Linked DNA regions of Homo sapiens: region 1 is linked to region 2. A link is an interaction called in ENCODE POLR2A ChIA-PET data of the cell type or tissue named here. Cell type or tissue: PC-3. All regions are shown on one strand. Links, peaks and the distances in the headings refer to the core of each region. The heading gives the core; the rest is flanking DNA.

Region 1 (8,834 bases), core at 570-8,569, 100 kb after region 2:
AGCAATGAATGTCTGTCTAGGGATGGGGGTGAGGATGTCACAAATTGCCATCTCTGCTTCAGAATAGCCCCCAAACCACTCAACTACATTATTTGCATTTGTGTCTCAATCTTTCAATCCATCAAAGGGCTGTTTCCCAGTCCACATTTCTCCACCTTGTTCATAGGGACGGGACAGGCTTTGTCAATTATACTGCAGAATCAATACACATTATGTCCGTAACATTCTCCTTATCTACCAGTCTAGTAACCCCATCAAAGAGGAAAATAAGGTGAGTTTGGAATGCTTCATTCTTGGAGAACCTAAGGCAGAGCTCCTAATGACTACTACTTTATTTTCTAAAATGGGGTACAACATCTTTAGATTGTCTGTCTCCTGGATGTTTTCCTAGCCTCTAGGAGTTGTCCTACCGGTAAGTTTTCAGCACCTGAGAGGTAAGTCATTTTGACCTGGAGATGGAAGCTGGGAGATAAATTAGTATCTCTTAGTATCTCCTTACCTATTGATTACCATTTTTGTTGCTGTTGTAGTCATTGTAAAAATAATGCATGCCTATTACAGAAAACCTGGAGACTACGGAAAGATGAAAGGAAGGAAAATCGCCCACCGTCTCGACTTCTTTTTCTTTGCACTATTTTTGAGAGTTTGCATCTGTGTTGTTTTATATAGCTGTGACCATAATGTATGTGTGATTTTACATTCTGGGTTTTCACATAAGATTATATTCTATGAATTTTTCAGGTCAGTATTAAATTTCATTGACCTAATTTTTAATAGCATAATATCCCATCTACGTGATATGTCATAGTTTACTTAACCATTCTGCTACTGTTGGCCACTTAGGACATTTCCATCATTGCCCTACTTCAAATGCCTATTCTTGAATATATTTATTATTTAATACATATGGATTACGTACCAGGCACTGTGCTAGGAGCTGAGATGCAGAGATGAGCAGAGTCCCCAGGGAATAAACAAATAAGGACAGAGCAGGTGAAGCAGACAACCCTGTGGGCAAGGCAGGGAGGCCTTCAGAGTGGAGAGAGGTGGGCGCAGATCATTAAGAGCTTTGGATGCCATGATGAGGAGCTGCTGAAGAACTTTAAGCAGTGGCCAGAAACCCTGTGTGTGAGTTCTAGCTCTGCTCTTACAGGGTAGGTGACCTTAGGAAAATCACTTAATCCCTGGGTCTCATTTTCTTTTTTCTGGAAATGAAAGATGCTAATTGATCTGCTACCTGCCTTTCAGGGTTGCCATGAGAATCAAAGGGAGGTAGTCGATCTGAGTTTTCTCAACTGGAGAGCACCATGAAAAATGTGAAGCACGGGAGCAGAGGCCAGATACATCCTCATGGAACTGAACCAAATTCAATTCCTCTGTCGTCTCTTTCTCAGCAACCTAGCTGGGAGTCGGGGAGAGGCAGTAGTGAGGACAGGGTGGAAGTGGGGTGTGCCTGTCTCTCCTGGGAAGCTCCAGAACAATGAGAAGTTTTGGAAAAGCAAGGCAAGAAGATGGAGGACCTCCTTATGTGAGAGCCAGTTGTCTCTCTGCCCCAATGGATCAATCCTATGTAACACATATACTCATACACACACACACACACACTCACACAAACACACACACACCTTGGAAACTTGTTTGAAAAGCACTTGTTACCCCACAGGGCTTTTTACAGGCATTATGTCATTTGATCCTCACCACCACTGTGAGAGAAGAATAAATGGGATATTATTGGTATTCCCATTTCACAGACAAGAAAACAGAGGCTCGGAGTGTTAATATACCCTGCTCAAGAGCTGTTAAGAAGGAGAAGCCAGTCTCTGACCAGATGCCCCAGGTTTTTTTCTGGGCAGGCAGGACTTAAAAGCAGGCGGCCTCAACTTGGGATAAAAGGACCTCGAGAGCTGAACCACAGCCCCAGGGCAGCACCTTTCCCCCAGGATCCTCTTCCAGTTTACCGGCCACCTTCCCCACTGCATGAGGACTCAGGAAAGATTTCCCAGTATGAAACTGCCTGTGGGCGCCTGAGAAGACTTGCTGCAACACTAGAAACCCCAGTTTCCCCTTCCTCCCGAATTGGCCTTAAACAGCCCTGGACGCTAGCCGATGAAAGGGAAACCTTAGGATATCTGATGTGTTGCAACACTGTAACAGACTCCAAATTGTCTTGGCAAGACCAAACCCCAAGGCTAGGAAGGTAATTCCATCCTGAGGAATGTCTTTTGTTCCTTTGTTCTGCTTTTCACTTCTAATTTGAGGCAACAGGATAAATAAGCAAACAAAAGTGCTCATGCAGATCTCTCAGAATCTTAGGGAAGGGGAAGCCTTAGGCTCTGACATTCTCAGCATTTTTGTTTCAAAGCTTTGGGAAGCTGCAATTGCCCATTGAGGAGACTTGGGCTGCAGATGCCAGAAAGACTAGATTGTCTTGTCCAGAGCAGAGCCATTCTTGTGGGGTCTGAATTTTGGACATTGGTATTAGGGTGTTAGGGAGGTGCTCCTGCTCACTCTTGCCTGCACCTCCTGCACTCCGATTGTCTCCAGGATTAGCTGAGAGCTCTGGGTCCATGGGTTCTCTCCCCTCCCCACAGGTGCCTTGGGAAGGGCACCTACATACACCAAAAGCTCTGGTGTCCTGTCCAAGGCCCTACATTCAAATCCTCTCTTTGCTCCTGTGAAGCTGTGGAGTATTAGAAAAATTGCTGTACCCCTCTGTGCTTCTGCTTCTGTAAAGAAAACTGTCTCTTTGTAATGACCAGATCCATCTTTTGGGGGATTACCTGGGCTCTTGTCGTAGAGTTAACCTGTGAGGGATGCCTTTAAGAGGGTGGAATCTCACCAGAAGGGGATGAGTAGTGCTACTAGCAGAGAAAAGGAGGGTCTTCCCACAAGAAACCTGCAATCCTGAGCAAGACCTAGGTGCAAGAGATGGCCATGGACATTGAGGATTGTAAGTGTCTTTATCTGGCGTCTACTAGATGGACACTAAAATGATATCTGACCCATGGAAGAAAATCCAGAGATATGGAACTCTGGGGACCAATAGGGTTGGGATGGAAACTTCCAGCCGTGGTAGGCCATTCACAGTGGGTAAACCAGATGGCCCAGCTGCATCACATTCTGCATTTTTCCCTCTTTGCCATCTCCTAGTTTCTCGTAAAGTATTATTTGAATCAAGTTCCAACTTTGCCTTCTCTGTGCCATGGAGAAAAACAGTCATATGGAAAAATCTCAAAGGAAAGAGGACTGTTAGACACAGAGACAAGACACGCAGGCCATCCACCCCCTCATATCAAGAAAATCCTTTTAAATAGCTACCGTGGGGGTTCTTGCCTTATTTTTATTAAAGAAAGGTGGCATTTCTTTATAGTAATAAAATGTTATAAAAAGTTCATTTAGAATGATTTGCTCCTTGAACAAAGGAAGGGTGGGTGGTAGAGAGCCCAGGGGTGAGAGGTCGTTGAAATATACTGGTTTTTAAAATTTTATGTTATCTTCTATGGAGTATCAATATATAAAACTGATAAAAGTGGAGGAGCTCTGTTTGAAGAGGAAGATGAGGAAAAGTCTTTTCCAGTTGGATGCTTTTTATTCCTACTTCATCCCAAACTATCCCCTGCAGCACTTCCGCAGTCATCTTAAGGATCCCTGACAGGTACTTGACAAGCATGGCTTTTATTTGAATTCTCCATTTATAAATGAGAAAGCCTAAGTTCAACGAAGTGAGGTGTCCCACCCCAGATACACAACTGGTTAGTGGAAGAAGAGGGACTCCAGACCAAGGGATCCAAAGTAGAACTTCCCAATTGCTGTGCCGTGCCACACTGATGTGCTGCCGTTAGTCTCAAAGCTCTACAGACACACAGGCGGGGACTGGGACTCTTGGGAATTCCCTTGCCAGTGTTTCTTGGAGGATAGCTGGAGTGGAGTGGGATATGATGGTGTGTCCTATGGTCCTCACTGGTAATGGCCCTGCACAACTCCATCACACTCTGCTGCATGGTGAGGTACCAAACATGGCCTAGGAGATGCTCCACCAACTGGATGTTTGCTTGAATTCTCAGCTCAGAACAGGCCACTGTCCTTTAGGGCAAGGGACCCCTTGTGCTGCTGGAGGACTTTTGGTTCTAAGTGCCCAGGTAGTATGACACAGACCCCAAGGTACTGCCAGACAGGGGTAGGATAGGGAGGCTTGGTGGGGTTTCTGGTAGATGCAGCTCCAGATAGGGTCCAACTATCTATCTTTGCAAATATCAAATGCTTCTAGACATTTACAGCTCTTTTAGTAGCATCTAAGCTAGCTGCAGGTTGACTGCTGTAACAGTGCACATACCTGCTACAAATTAGAGATTCTGCATTATTTTGAAATACTTAATATGAAAAAGTTTGGTAGCATTCAAATCCATTAGCATTAACACAAGATATTTAAAAATTACATTTGTCAATGAAAGAAAAGGAAGACCTCTGGGAATCTTTAAATATAATTTCAACTGCTGCAATTTTTTAATGTGCTGCTGACTTTTGCTCATAAAGTTACTTGTCAATGAGATTTTTAAGAATTTAAAGAGATCAGTCCTGAAAACCTGGAACAAGAATTATTAGGTTGGTGCTAAAGTGATTGCGGTTTTTGCCATTGACAGTAACAGTAAAAACCGAGATAGCTTTTGCACCAACTTAACATATGGAAGCATTTAAATATACAACCAGATATAACAAGCTATGTTCGTGGAAACAATATTGTTAGCATTAAAAACTGAAAACTATTTTCTAATGTCTAATATCTAAAATCTATGCAAATTTAAACTTTAATATTATCCCTAATACTTTCTGTTTTGATTCCTTCCCTCCACAAATATGAGTTGAGAGTAGGTAGGCAATATTTAGCTCCAGGAAGTATATCACTGAGCAAACAGACAAAAACTACTAAAAAGTTGACATTCTAGTAGAGAAAAGCCAAGAATAAATAATATCATAAATATAGCATGTCAGGAGATGAGTACTATGGAAAAAAATTGAGAAGAGTAAAATAGATTGATATGGTTTGGATTTGTGTCCCCGCCCAAATCTTATGTCAAATTGTAATCCTCAGTGTTAGAAGAGGGACGTGGTGGGAGGTGATTGGATCACGGGGGCAGATTTTCCTCTTGCTTGTTCTCATGATAGTGAGTGAGTACTCCCAAGATCTGGTTGTTTAAAAGTGTATAGCACCTTCCCCCTCTCTCTCTTCCTCCTGATCTGGCCCTGTGAAGACATTCCAGCTTCCCCTTCACCTTCTGCCATGATTAAAAGTTTCCTGAGGCCTCCCCAGCCATGCTACCTGCACAGCCTATGGAACCATGAGCCAACTAAACTTCTTTTCCTTATAAATCACCTGGTCTCAGGTATTTCTTTATAGTAGCATGAGAAGAACTAATACATATATTGATAAAATAAAGTGGTCAGGGCAGGCCTTGCTGAGATGGCAACACTGAGCGAGGATTTGGTGATGGTGAGGAAGTAAGCCATGCAGACATCTGGGGAAGAAAACTCAGACAGGGGATAGAGAGCATGTGCAAAGGCCCTGAGGCACAGCAAGCTTGGCATGTTCAGAGAACAGGAAGGAGGCCTCTGTGGCTGGAAAGAAGTGAACATAGAAGATAGTAGTAGAAGACGAGGTCAGGGAGGTGACAGATACCAGACTGTGAGGGGGCTTGTCAACATTTTAAGAACGTTGCTTTTGACTCTGAGTAAACTGGAAACCCCTGTGGGATTTAAGTGGAAGAATGATGTCTTATTTATGCTTAGTAAGGAGCCCTCTGGCCATTGTTTTGAGCTTCTGTTAGGAGATGGACACTAAAATGATATCTGACCCACGGAAGAAAATCAAGATATGGAACTCTTGCGATCCATGGGGTTGTGATAGGACCTTCAAGCCCCAGGTGGACCATTCACAGCTGGTAAACCAGATGGCCCAGCTGCCATCATTGTTTTGACTGAAGGGGATGGAGGTCAGAAGTAGGGGGACTACTTAGGTGGCTGTCATGAGAATCCAAGGGAGAGGTGATGATGTTTGGAATGAAACAGTAGCAGTGAAGGTGGTCAGTTTATGACTGTATTCCAATGGTAGAGGCTAGAGGATTTCTGATGTAGAACATGGGCATACATATCACATAAAATATATACAGGCTCTAGAGGATAGAGAATATGAAAGAAAGAGTTGAAGATGGCTCCAAAGGTTTTGGCGTCAGCAACTGGAAGGATTAACAAGAGCTTAACTGAGCTGGGGGAGACTGCAGGTGGAGTGAGCTGGTGAAGATGGTGGCAGGTCAGGTGTTCAGAAACTAATATGCTGTTTTTGAGATACCTATGATGCATCTAAGAGGAAATGTCAACTAGGCAGTTGGATATAAAAGCCTGCAGTATAGAGGGATTTTATTTTATTTTTATCATAATAATATAATATAAAGTTATAGGGGGCTTTACCCCCAGCCATATATATTTTTCTATCTATTATCTGTCTGTCTATCTATCTATCTATCATCTACCTATCATCTATCTATCATCAATCTATCTATCATCTATCATCTACCTATCATCTATCTATCATCTATCTATCTATCTATCTATCATCTATCTATCTATCCATCCATCCATCCATCCATCCATCCATCCATCCATCTATTTATCCATTTTAATGCCCTCAAGTTTACCCCAGTGTGTCATCAAGTATTATCTTCCTCTATGAAAAAGTGTGGAAAGCACTGTCCTAGTAGCAAGGGCCTCTGGCCTGGGCAGTCAAGAGTCCTGAGCTCCAATTCTGCCTTGTTTATGTGTAGAACTGATGATCAGTTGGTGGCACTGCCATGGCTGAACCAGCTATTTCTGGTGGCATCTATTCTGATTGGCCAGAGCCAGTGTTCTACCAATTGTTCAACATCTTGAACTTCACCCTTGATTATGGTGAACATGTTTTGGAGTCAGGGAGTGGTAGCTTTGCACTAGCTCAGCCCCTTACCAGCTATATGCAGCTGGGAACATGGGTCTGGTTTGCTAGTTCATTGGGTGTTGGCTGCTCAGCTTGGGAGCCCCCTTTCTTTCTTTGGGAGCCCATCAGGCAATTCTTGATTGGAGCCAGTGTCCATGAAGGGTGCCCTGGCCCCTGGCATTGAGGAGTGAATGCATGGCGTACTCACCCTCAGATGACACCACTTGGGAATTTAGATTTTAAGATAGGGACATAAAGGTGCAAGGAGAGTTTGAAATTCACCTTGGTGGTGGCCATCCAGTGTCTGGTGCAGTGGTCTCCTAACGGGCTCTTCCTTGTGTGTCCTGGCCCTGACTCTAACCATCTTGGATCATACATGTTTCCTAAGTTCCCTGTATATTCCATGAGCTATCAATATCTTGCTCCCAAATTTCTTTTCTGTTTAAGTTAGCTAGAGTCTTTTTTTATTGTTTGTTTGTTTGTGATGGAGTTTCACTCTTGTTGCCCAGGCTGCAGTGCATTGGTGCGATCTCGGCTCACCGCAACCTCTGCCTCCTGGGTTCAAGCGATTCTCCTGCCTCAGCCTCCCAAGTAGCTGGGATTACAGGCAACCGCCACCACGCCCAGCTAATTTCTGAATTTTTACTAGAGACGGGTTTTCACCACGTTGGCCAGGCTGGTCTTAAACTCCTGACCTCAGGTGATCCACCCTCCTCAGCCTCCCAAAGTGCTGGGATTACCAGGCATGAGCCACCGTGCCCAGCCTAGAGTCCATTTTTGAATGCTGACTGACACACTGACCTAAGGCAGGCCACTGACCTCTTTGGAGGCTTGCTTTTTCTTCTATAAAACGGAGATCACATCGATTGCACAGAATTAAATGAGACAATAGTTTCATGAACCTAGTACAGTAATTGGCAAAGAGTAGGTCCTTAAACATTTCCCAATAATAAACTCTGTTTCCCTTGGCTGGCCTTAGTTGCTTCGTCTTGGAAGTAGAAATGACAGAGAATGCTAATTCATCTCATTCTCTTTACATCTCTTCAGAGGACAGCAGACTGGCTCATCCAGTCACAAGACATGGGCCTGCTTGAAAGGCCAGAGAATTGGAAACAGGGCAAAAATAGGACAGTCAAGGGCTCGCTGATGTCAGGAGGAGTCTTATTAGCTAGTCCATAACTCAGCAGATCACAGTGCATGTGCCCCTGATTCCTGAGCTTTCTGCAGTGCGAGGGATGTGGCCTCATCCATCAGCCGGCCCCACGGGCATGCAGACAGGAGCACTGCAGTGCCGCTGGAATCAGCGCGGAGCAGTTAGTTCTGGGATGGAGGCTGAGGCAGAGTGAGGTGTCGGTTCCACCAGTATGTGGTATCTCCAAGGCTGTATTAGCAGGGGGCTGTCAATCTCCAGGCAGAAAAACAAGAGACAGAAAGAAGAAACAATCAAGAATCAGACAGCAACAAGAGAGAGGGAGCGAGAGGCTGGGGGACTATTTTAAGTAATGTTTGATAAATTACCTGCCTGTCCTGGCCTCCTCATAAAGATGCTGTGCAGCTGATGTTCGCATTTGACAACTCACCACCACAGCAGGCTGCGGGGATGAGACAAGCCGGGGCTGAAGGAGGTGGCTGGGCACTCCTACACTAGGGACCCCGGGTGGGGGTCCATGTCCATTGGTCACAGGTTCACAGGTGGACGCATGCAGCGCTGCACACACATGGAAACATCTGTGCTCACAGGGACTGAGGTTGTTGTGTTCATTGTTATGCATATAGGCACACACATGGCACACAGGCAGGCCCAACCCCGCGCTCCCACTCACTTCACGTGAGGCCCTGCCCCTGCCTGGTCCTGTAAAATGCCAAGACA
Region 2 (8,834 bases), core at 331-8,330:
TGTTAAACATTCATTTGCACCTGGGTTGGGAATTTTTGTGTACCACAAGGAGGGTTTTGCAATCTTTATCTGTTTTTAGATATGTTTACTTTTCAGAATTTATCTCCTTTTGTGTTTTTGATTTCTAATTCACACTCAACCTCTTATTCCCACTCTGTACTGTTTAGGATAATATAAATGATAATAAAAAGTGGGAAATAACCTAAATATCCAATAACAGGGATTAGTAGGAAACATACATAGTCTTACAAAACAGAATGTATAATAAGATTCTATTTTTGTAAACTAAATCTGTAGATACATATTTATTTCTCATTATTTGGCAAGATTTTTTTTTTGGAGACATGAGTATGGACATTAATAGCTACCTGGTGAAAAAACAGCTTCTGGATTCATAGAGTTTAGGGAATGGCAAAGTTTAAATGGGTTTCCTAACTGAGGCTCTCTATAGAGCTTTACATGCATTTACAATGAATATTACAATAAATATTCATTACAATGAATACTACAAAGCTCCAAGAAGAGGGTAGAATGTACAGTACTTTTTGAAATTTGACCAGGTGTGTTGCTGCTGTTTGTGTTGTTGTTTTATAGCTCAAGGGACTGAAGTTCTAGAACCTTCTTTGGGAAGTGGTAACACACACATGCTGGGAAGAATGCAGAGGTGCAGGTGCCCAGGTGTTCTCAGTGGCTGTGTCTGAATGGGGGCTTACACTTCTTTATGTTCTTTGTGCTTGTCTGTATTTTCTATAATGTGCATTTTATAAGTTAAAAGCAGCACAGCCGGGCGTGGTGGTTCACGCCTGTAATCCCAGCACTTTGGGAGGCCGAGACGGGCAGATCACGAGGTCAGGAGATCGAGACCATCCTGGCCAACACGGTGAAACCCCATCTGTACTAAAAATACAAAAAAATTAGCTGGACGTGGTGGTGGGCACCTGTAGTCCCAGCTACTCGGGAGGCTGAGGCAGGATAACGGCCTGAACCCAGGAGGCAGAGCTTGCAGTGAGCCAAGATCGCACCACTGCACTCCAGCCTGGGCCACAGAGTGAGACTCTATCTCCAAAAAAAAAAAAAAAAAAAAAAAAGCGCAACCCAAAGACAAAAGTATAAAAAAATTCTGGAATTTTTCAAATTGGGGTCCTCCTCCCTTCTTTTTAAACATTTCTAATTTGTTTTCAACCTGCTCGGCTCAGCTTTCTTGGCAGTGTTTTTATAATTTTTTTTATTTTGAAAATTAGTTGTAAATGAACGTTTCCAACCAACAGCTCATGTTTTCTTTATGACCAGTTCATCATCTTGGCCAAATAGTCATTTCTGGACCAAATCAGAGAGATGGGAGGAGGGACCTGGAGTGGGAGGTAAGAGAGAGAATGGGAATAGATAAGGTAGGAAAAAGACAGGGAGCAAGACAGGGAGAGGCAGAGACCAGAGAGGTGAGACGGAGTGGGAGGAAGAGAGGGAGCGAGGAGGAGAACTCAGAGAGACCAAGAACTCAGAGAGACCTTGGAGCAAATGAGAAGCAGGATGAGGAGGATGGACATTCACCAAACACTCATTCAGCCCTTCCCATGGACCGAACACCAGGTGAATGGGGCCAGGACACTTGCCCTTGCAAAGATTACAGCCAGCGTGGGGGAGAGGGGTAATAAACCATTTCCAAAGAGGTTTTCGTGTTGTAATGCAGGCAGGCCGCGGAGCTCTGGGGCAGCCCTCCAGCATAGCTCAAGGGTGCGGCAGGTCACAATGTGGCTGCAGGAGCCACTCTCTGATCTGCCCTTTTTCCTAGAGGAGAGGAGCTGAGGCCTTGGCTCCTGTGTTTCCACTGGAGAGGCTTTGGGGGTGCCCAAAGGGCAGGAGCTCCCAGGGTGGGGGTGGGGAGGGCTGGGCCCCTTGTCTGTCTGGAAGCTGCGTATGTGTCATATGCATCGTGCATGGGCAACACACACGGTTTTTGCAGAGACTGTTTGTTATAAACTGACAAAAATAGATTGTTTTCTAAGAAACGCTCTTATTCACATGCTTTTCATAAGATTGAAAAATGTCAATTGCCTACACCAGAAAATATATATTATTACTTTGATGTGGCGACTGGTGGAGATTACGCAGGGGCAAAAGCAGCCCCCATCCCTATCCCTGGACACAGCCTGTGTTCGGAATCTGTGCAGTCGTTTCCTGCTGCAAGCCAGGAGCAGGGATGAAAACGGCCTCTGGAGGCCCCTTCCAGCCTGCACGTCCTTTAATCTGCATGATTTGATGGTGGCCAGCGCCCAGCCTGGGCTGCACCCCCGCCAGGCCCCCTGCCTTCCTCCTGCCCTCATCACAGTTTCTGGGCTGCACTCCTGGCGGGAGGATGAGCAGCCTGCGGCTAATCCCCGATTAATATTTCATGCTTCTGATGGAGGGCCTGGGAGGGGAGGATCACTGAGGGCTGAGCGTGGAGGGAGAGCTGGAGAGGTCCGGGAGTTGCTTCGTGTCTGAGGATGAAGGAGGGGCATTGATGAGAATGGGGAACTGCAGCCTCTCCCACAGACCACCCCAGGCCCAGGGAATCTTTAGAGGCCATAAGGCAGCAGCTGCTCCTGCTCAGCACCTGTGGGCGGAAGAGAGCAGGATAAGCAAGGGAGCCACTTTCAGCCCTGCTCAGCACCTAACACCACCACCTCCCCCAGGAGCCCCACCCACCAGCTCTTACTGACCTTCGGAGTTTACAGTCCAGACGGAAAGGCAGGTGTTAAACAAATGCACGGAGCAATAAATACAAATGTGGCAGGGACCTTGCTCTGAGGAAGTGGAGCATGTCATAGAAGAGCCAGGTGAGAAGGGGAGGGCTCAAGCTCCCCGGGGAGGGGCAAGCCTGTGCACAGGCCTGAGATGAAGCACGTGGCTTAGGGTCCAGGCTCTGGAACCAGACTTCTGTCTTCAAATCCTGGCTGCATCATCCCCCATGACCTTGGCCAAGTTCCTTTTCCATACCCTCATGCCTCGGCTTCCCCCTCTCTCAAAAGATCATAATCGTGTCTACTTCACTGCATTATCAGTTAGGAGTAAATGCTCTCATGCAGGTAAAGCGCCTGGACTGGTACTCAACACATAATAGGTTCTCAGTAAATGTCAACCAGTAGTACTGTTACTGATATTATTTTACCTGCCAGGAGGAAAATGTTTGTGAGCCTAAGAAGAGGACCTGCCCCCTGAAAAACTGGGCTGGAGATACCTGCTCCTTCTCCCCTGCCTGGTTCTCATGGCCCCTTCCTGCTTCGGGTGGACCATCAACTGCACATGGCCCAGGGGCACCAGGGAGGATGCGTTGGAAAAGGGACAAGGGCACAGCGCCCACCCTCCCATCCTGCCCGGAGGAGCCCCGGCCGGCAGCTTGTGACAGATGGCAGTGCTTTGAATGACTACTTCAATTTTAACTCTTTTCGATAATCCAGCACCCAAAAGCCACATACTTTAAAACTGTCCCTGGATCATAGATCAGCCCAAAGAGACCAAGTCCAACTCAGTTAATAACCTCTGGAAACACCATCAATCACTGGGAGAGCCTCTCCTTAGGGCTCTCCATACCAACTCCTGGCAGAGATGAATGAATGGGCCACTGTGCTTGGCAGTGGCTCTGCCTCTTGGGCTATTTGCATCTCACCTTCTTGCGCTAGAACTTGGACTTTTTGGAGCTGACCCCAGGGTGGAGACAGGAGTCAGGCCGCTGGGCAGGAGCAACTGAGTGACTGTCGCTTGGAGAGAGGAGGCTGATGTCTCTCCCTGTCCTGCTCAAGGGAACCCCTCCCCTTCTTCCTGATCTCTCATGGCCTTGGTGGTCTCTGTGGCCTCAGGTGGGCTGGCCACAACCCCAGATGGCCTCAGCCTCTCCTGCGGGAGCCCCTTTAAGAGTCTGCCCCCTGGGGAGCCGTCACACAGGAGTCATATGGAGAACACAGTGTGCTTGAGCAATACCTGCTTCTCGTTGGGTGGGAGCTGCCACAGGCCGACAGCCATGCTTTGGACAATTTTGTTCCACAGAGGCTGGGCCCTCCCCTGGAAGCTGGCTGACCAGGGACTGCATCCTCTCTGATGGCGACACCCTGAGGCCTATGAGTTCCTCCTTCTGCTGGCTCTCATACCCAGCCCTGCTGCCTGCCACTTAAGTACCCTGCCCACACACCCAGCCTCCTAGTCTGTCACCTCCTGCTTCTCCCTTCAGTCCTCCCTGCACACCCTGCCAGAGGCCTCCCTGAAGCCTGATCACATCACTCCTGCACCTAAATCCAAGTTTCCTGGCCTGGTGTTCAATTCCAAACTAACCCTGCCAGGGACACTGTCCCTGTTATTTACTCCTCAGCCCAAACTCTTGGCTCAGGCCCAATGAATCATTCCTCCTTCACCCACCCCACCTTGTGCATTTCAGCACATGGTTACTCATAACATGCATGAAGCCTCCTCTCTGTCCTCTCTCCACCTATTAAAATTCTACCCATTCTGGTTTTTTTTTTTTTTTTTTTTTTTTTGAGACGGAGTCTCGCTCTGTCATCAGGCTGGAGTGCAGTGGTGCGATCTCAGCTCACTGCAACCTCCGCCTCCCGGGTTCAAGCGATTCTCCTGTCTCAGCCTGCCGAGTAGCTGGGACTACAGGCACGTGCCACCATGCCCAGCTAATTTTTTGTATTTTTAGTAGAGGTGGGGTTTCACCATGTGGGCCAGGATGGTCTCAATCTCTTGACCTCATGATCCACCCACCTCAGCCTCCCAAAGTGCTGGGATTACAGATGTGAGCCACCGCGCCCGGCCTAAAATCCTACCCATTCTGTAAGTCCCAGTTGAAGTCTCACCTCCTCCATGAAGTCCTCCTTGACCACTCCAGTCCCTACTTCTGGAACTAATGGCATGCACTGTCACTAATATAGCCCTAGGCACTGGGCATTGGCAACTTTGTATTGCTAGGTTCATGCTTGACTTGGAAGCCCTGCCTTATATGTCTTTGAACCCTGCACAGACATTCTTTTCTTTGTATCTCCCACCCCAGACCTATCTTCACATGTCCAGGTATTTCCCAGGCTTCAAAGCTGCCTCCTTTGGAATCCATGCTCTTGGGAGGGTGATGGAACCAGATGAACAGCTCAAGAGGCAGGAACCATGCTGTCCTCTTCACTCCTGTGTTCTTAGTGCCTCACACCCAGCCTTTTGTTCAGAGAGCAGATGAAAGTTACTGGCTGGATTGGATTGCTTTAGACTTCATCTTCACCTCTTCAGTGGCATGTGTTGCTCTCTGCCTTATGTTATAAATGATATTCTCACACTCATCCTATAACCTACTCAACATCTTGTTTCCCCAGCAACATCTATCAAGGTACCTTGCTGCAAATGCCAAACACTTGGATGAAAGCCTGGATGAAGTCTCCTCCAGCTACCCTGGGAAGTGCTCTCTGGCCTATGGTAACCTACAGGTGGAACTTGAGGTGTGATGTGCCACCTGGGCTTGGTAAACAGCCCCTCCTTATGTGTATATACCACATTTTCTATATCCACACATGCAGGTGGACATTTAGACTGCTTCCTCATCTTGGCTATTGTGAATAACATTGCAGTGGAATATTACTCAGCCACAAAAAAGAAGGCAATCTTTTCACATTCAACAAAATAAATGAACCTTGAGATCATTATGCTGAGTGAAACAAACCAATAACAGAAAGACAAATACTTCATGATCTCACTTATATGAGGCATCTAAAGCAGTTAAACCCACAGAAGCAGAATGTGGAGTGGTGGTTACCAGGACCTGGGAGGAGGGGGAAATGGAGAGTTACTATTCAAGGAGAATTGATGTTCATAGAGTCAGTCATGCAAGATGAGAGAGTTCCAGAGACGTAGATCATTGTGCTTAGTGTTAATGATAATGTATTGTACACATAAAATTTTGGTGAAGAGGGCAGATTTCATGTTATGTGTGTTTTTCATAATAAAATAGTTTCTAAAGGAATTAAAACTATCCCACACTATACCCCTCTGGCCCCAGGATTCTTCTTCCCTTAGTTCTTTCTGCCCAGAACCACCTGAAGACTGGCAGCTGAGTGTTCTGAAAAAAGCTCTAAGCTTGGGGGAGGGAGATCCAGGTTTCTTGACTGTACTTCTTATTGACTGTGTGATGCGTGCAAAATACTTAAACTCCTTTCTCCACGTTTCCTTATCTTTGAAAATGGAGCACATAGAAATACCAGTCTTGGCTACCCTGCAGAGTTTCTGGGAAAATCTAATGAGCTCATGTTTGAGGAAGCGCATTGTGAATAATAAAACACGATACAGGTTGCTATTATTATTCCAGCGAAGTTTCTGGCCAGATGGAGGCAGGGGGGTCAGAAGCTGTAGATCCTCTTTCTGTTTACTCATTTGAATTAGGAACCATCAAGGTTGCTACAGAAAGTGGCCCCGGAGCTTGAGCCACCTGGGGTGTTGTGCTTCCGTTAGGATTGGCTTCAGCTACCAGTGACCAACACAACAGGGGCTTCTATAGATGAGAGTCGAGATTTCTCTCTAGTGAACACCTGGAGGCAGCAGGGAACGTCAGGGTGCCATGATCCTGCCCACTGGCTGTTCCGCCATCTCTATTGTGTAGCTCTGTCTTCATGGTTCAAGACGGCTGCCATCATATCCATGTCCTGGGTGGCTTCATGGAGAAAGAGACAAGTAAGAAAAGGCAAAGGGCACATGCACCAGCCGTATTTTAAGGGAGCCTGTTGGCAGTTCTGACGCAATACTTATGCTTGCACACCATTGGCACTTGGTCACATAGCCGTGCTTAGTTGCAAAGGAGGCTGTGCAGCCTTCCTCTGGTGGCCATGTGCCCAGGGAATTTCTATTGCTTTGGAAGAAGAGAAAAATGAATATTGAAAGGAAAACTATCATGTCTGCTGTGGGATGTAGGGCAGTTGGGAGGGGAGGAGAAGCTGGTCAAAATTCCCTTGTTTTTCTATTGGATCGTAAAGCCCTTCATGACTGTGTTTCTTTGAGCCAAAGACCTGACCAGAAGGTGACAGTTTAGACACTTGGTGTCAACAACTTCCTGCCATTCTCTCCCCACCCACAGGCCAAGCAGCCACCTGGATGCCCCAATTTCAGGACTGAGAATTTAGAAATGAGCAATTTCACTGTTTTCCTGCCTCCGAGGAAAAAGTGGCCAAATTATGTTTCCTGATAAAGTAGGAAATAAGTAAAGGTGAGAAGCATTGTTTGCACACCTATCTCTAGCTGTCTGTCCGTCTCTCTGCCTATTATGACAGATAGACTGTGAACTCATAAGACTACCTGAGCCCTAAGTTATGAGTTGTGGAACAGATGCCTGAAAAATCATAGCACCAAGTACTTTACATGTTATGGTCTCCATTTTACAGATGAGGACACTGAGGCACTGAAAAATTAAACACCTTGTCCAAAGTCACACAGCCAAGCTGTAACTGAGCCAGGTGTGAACTCAGTGTCCTGCCTTCATAGTTCCCATTCTGACCACCACCCTGGACTCCCTGTGTGCACCTGCCTGTGTGTCTTACTTATCACATGTGGCTCTCTGTACCTCCCCCTCTGCCTGCCTTGACGGCTCCAAACCAGCCCTTTTTCCAGACCAGAAAGTCCTTTCCCAAGCCCTGTATTTTTCAACCTTCTTCTTACAATTTGCTTCCTCCACAAAGCCTCCCTTTACTAACCCACTTGGTCTGGCCAGTGTGAACCCCTCTGTCATCCCCTTCCACACTGTGTCTGTCACTCTGCCCAGCAGCAGCTGTTGGGCCCTAGTTCACATGCTTCAGTTGTAGGTGTCCCATGCATTTTCATGTGTCCCTCTCCTGGTCTTCCCACCCTGGTGAGCATCACTGGGCTGCAATCATAGTGTGAGCTCTGGTCTCTCCTCTCTCTGCCCCACACACATCCCTGCTCCGCAGCGTGCATCTCCCTCCTGCTCCACCCCAATGGCTACACTCCTTTAACCATCCTCTCTCTGCCTAGACCTAGAGCCCACCCTGGCCTCCCCTGGCCCTTTCCCTGAGCCCATAAAGATGCTCAGGTCATCCCATGTGGTGAAACAAAACTCTTGACCACTAGGATTCCTTTCTGGTTAATGCCCTCTCATTTTCCTCCCTTGCTCAGCCAAGTTTTTTGAAAGAGTGGTCCGTACTTGCTGTTGCTTTTCTGCTGTTTCCCATATCTCCTCAACCAGCGTAGCCTGGTTTCTGCTCTTGCATGACAGACTCACATCCAGCCAAGGCCATGGGTGGTCACCATATTACACACCAAATGGGCCCTCCTCAGCCCTTATCCTTCTGTTACTGCCCCTGGCATTTGACACTGTTAACTGCTCCCTCCTTCTGAACAACTGGATCCTTGCCTTTATTACCATGACACCCTTGTCTCTTGGTTCTCTTTAAACGTCCCTCACCAGTTTTTCTTAGTCATTATTTCTTATTCTCTTTTCTTACATGTCCACACTCCCCAGGGCTCTGACCATTTTTCCTCTTCTTTTCTCACTCTACACCATCTTCCCAGGTGATTTACTACACACGCATTACTTTAAATGACACTATCGCGCAGCAGATCTCCATTTCTGGTGTGCTGCTGAGACCCACACCTGTGTATCCAGCTGCCTGCTGGTCACCTCCTCTTGGATGTGCATGTCGTCTCAACCTCGGCATTTCTAAAACCAGCTCCTCACCTTCTCCCAAACCTGCTTGGCCTGCTGCATTTCCTTTCTCAATCAGAGGCACTAACAACCACTTGGCCATTGAGTCAGGACCTGGAGAGCCATCTGGTTCCTTTCTGTTCCCATTCCCCCCACCCAGTCAGCCTCCATG

The links. ChIA-PET counts read pairs that join two places held together with the same protein. Peaks named below come from ENCODE experiments on the same cell type or tissue, not always from the same donor. Only the 100,000 strongest peaks of a DNase experiment are listed, where the experiment ranks them.
Region 1: POLR2A ChIA-PET joins it to region 2 with 6 read pairs; 3 of 35 experiments call an interaction of 5 or more read pairs at or near these places.

The regions. Positions count from the first base shown.
Region 1 is chr11:119,962,536-119,971,369 of GRCh38, forward strand. No RefSeq gene overlaps it. Among named protein-coding and RNA genes, the nearest start is that of LINC02744, 28 kb to the right of the region's middle. RefSeq lists an enhancer at 2,463-2,632 and a cis regulatory region at 2,548. In PC-3, for the core only: no CTCF peak of the experiment used is centred there; no DNase peak of the experiment used is centred there; H3K27me3 peaks cover 5,621 bases.
Region 2 is chr11:119,861,687-119,870,520 of GRCh38, forward strand. It overlaps LOC124902771 (a long non-coding RNA gene), which reads left to right. Exons shown (of 2, transcript XR_007062920.1): 2 at 5,334-5,998. Among named protein-coding and RNA genes, the nearest start is that of LINC02744, 130 kb to the right of the region's middle. In PC-3, for the core only: no CTCF peak of the experiment used is centred there; a DNase peak (open chromatin) is centred at 4,365; H3K27me3 peaks cover 3,616 bases.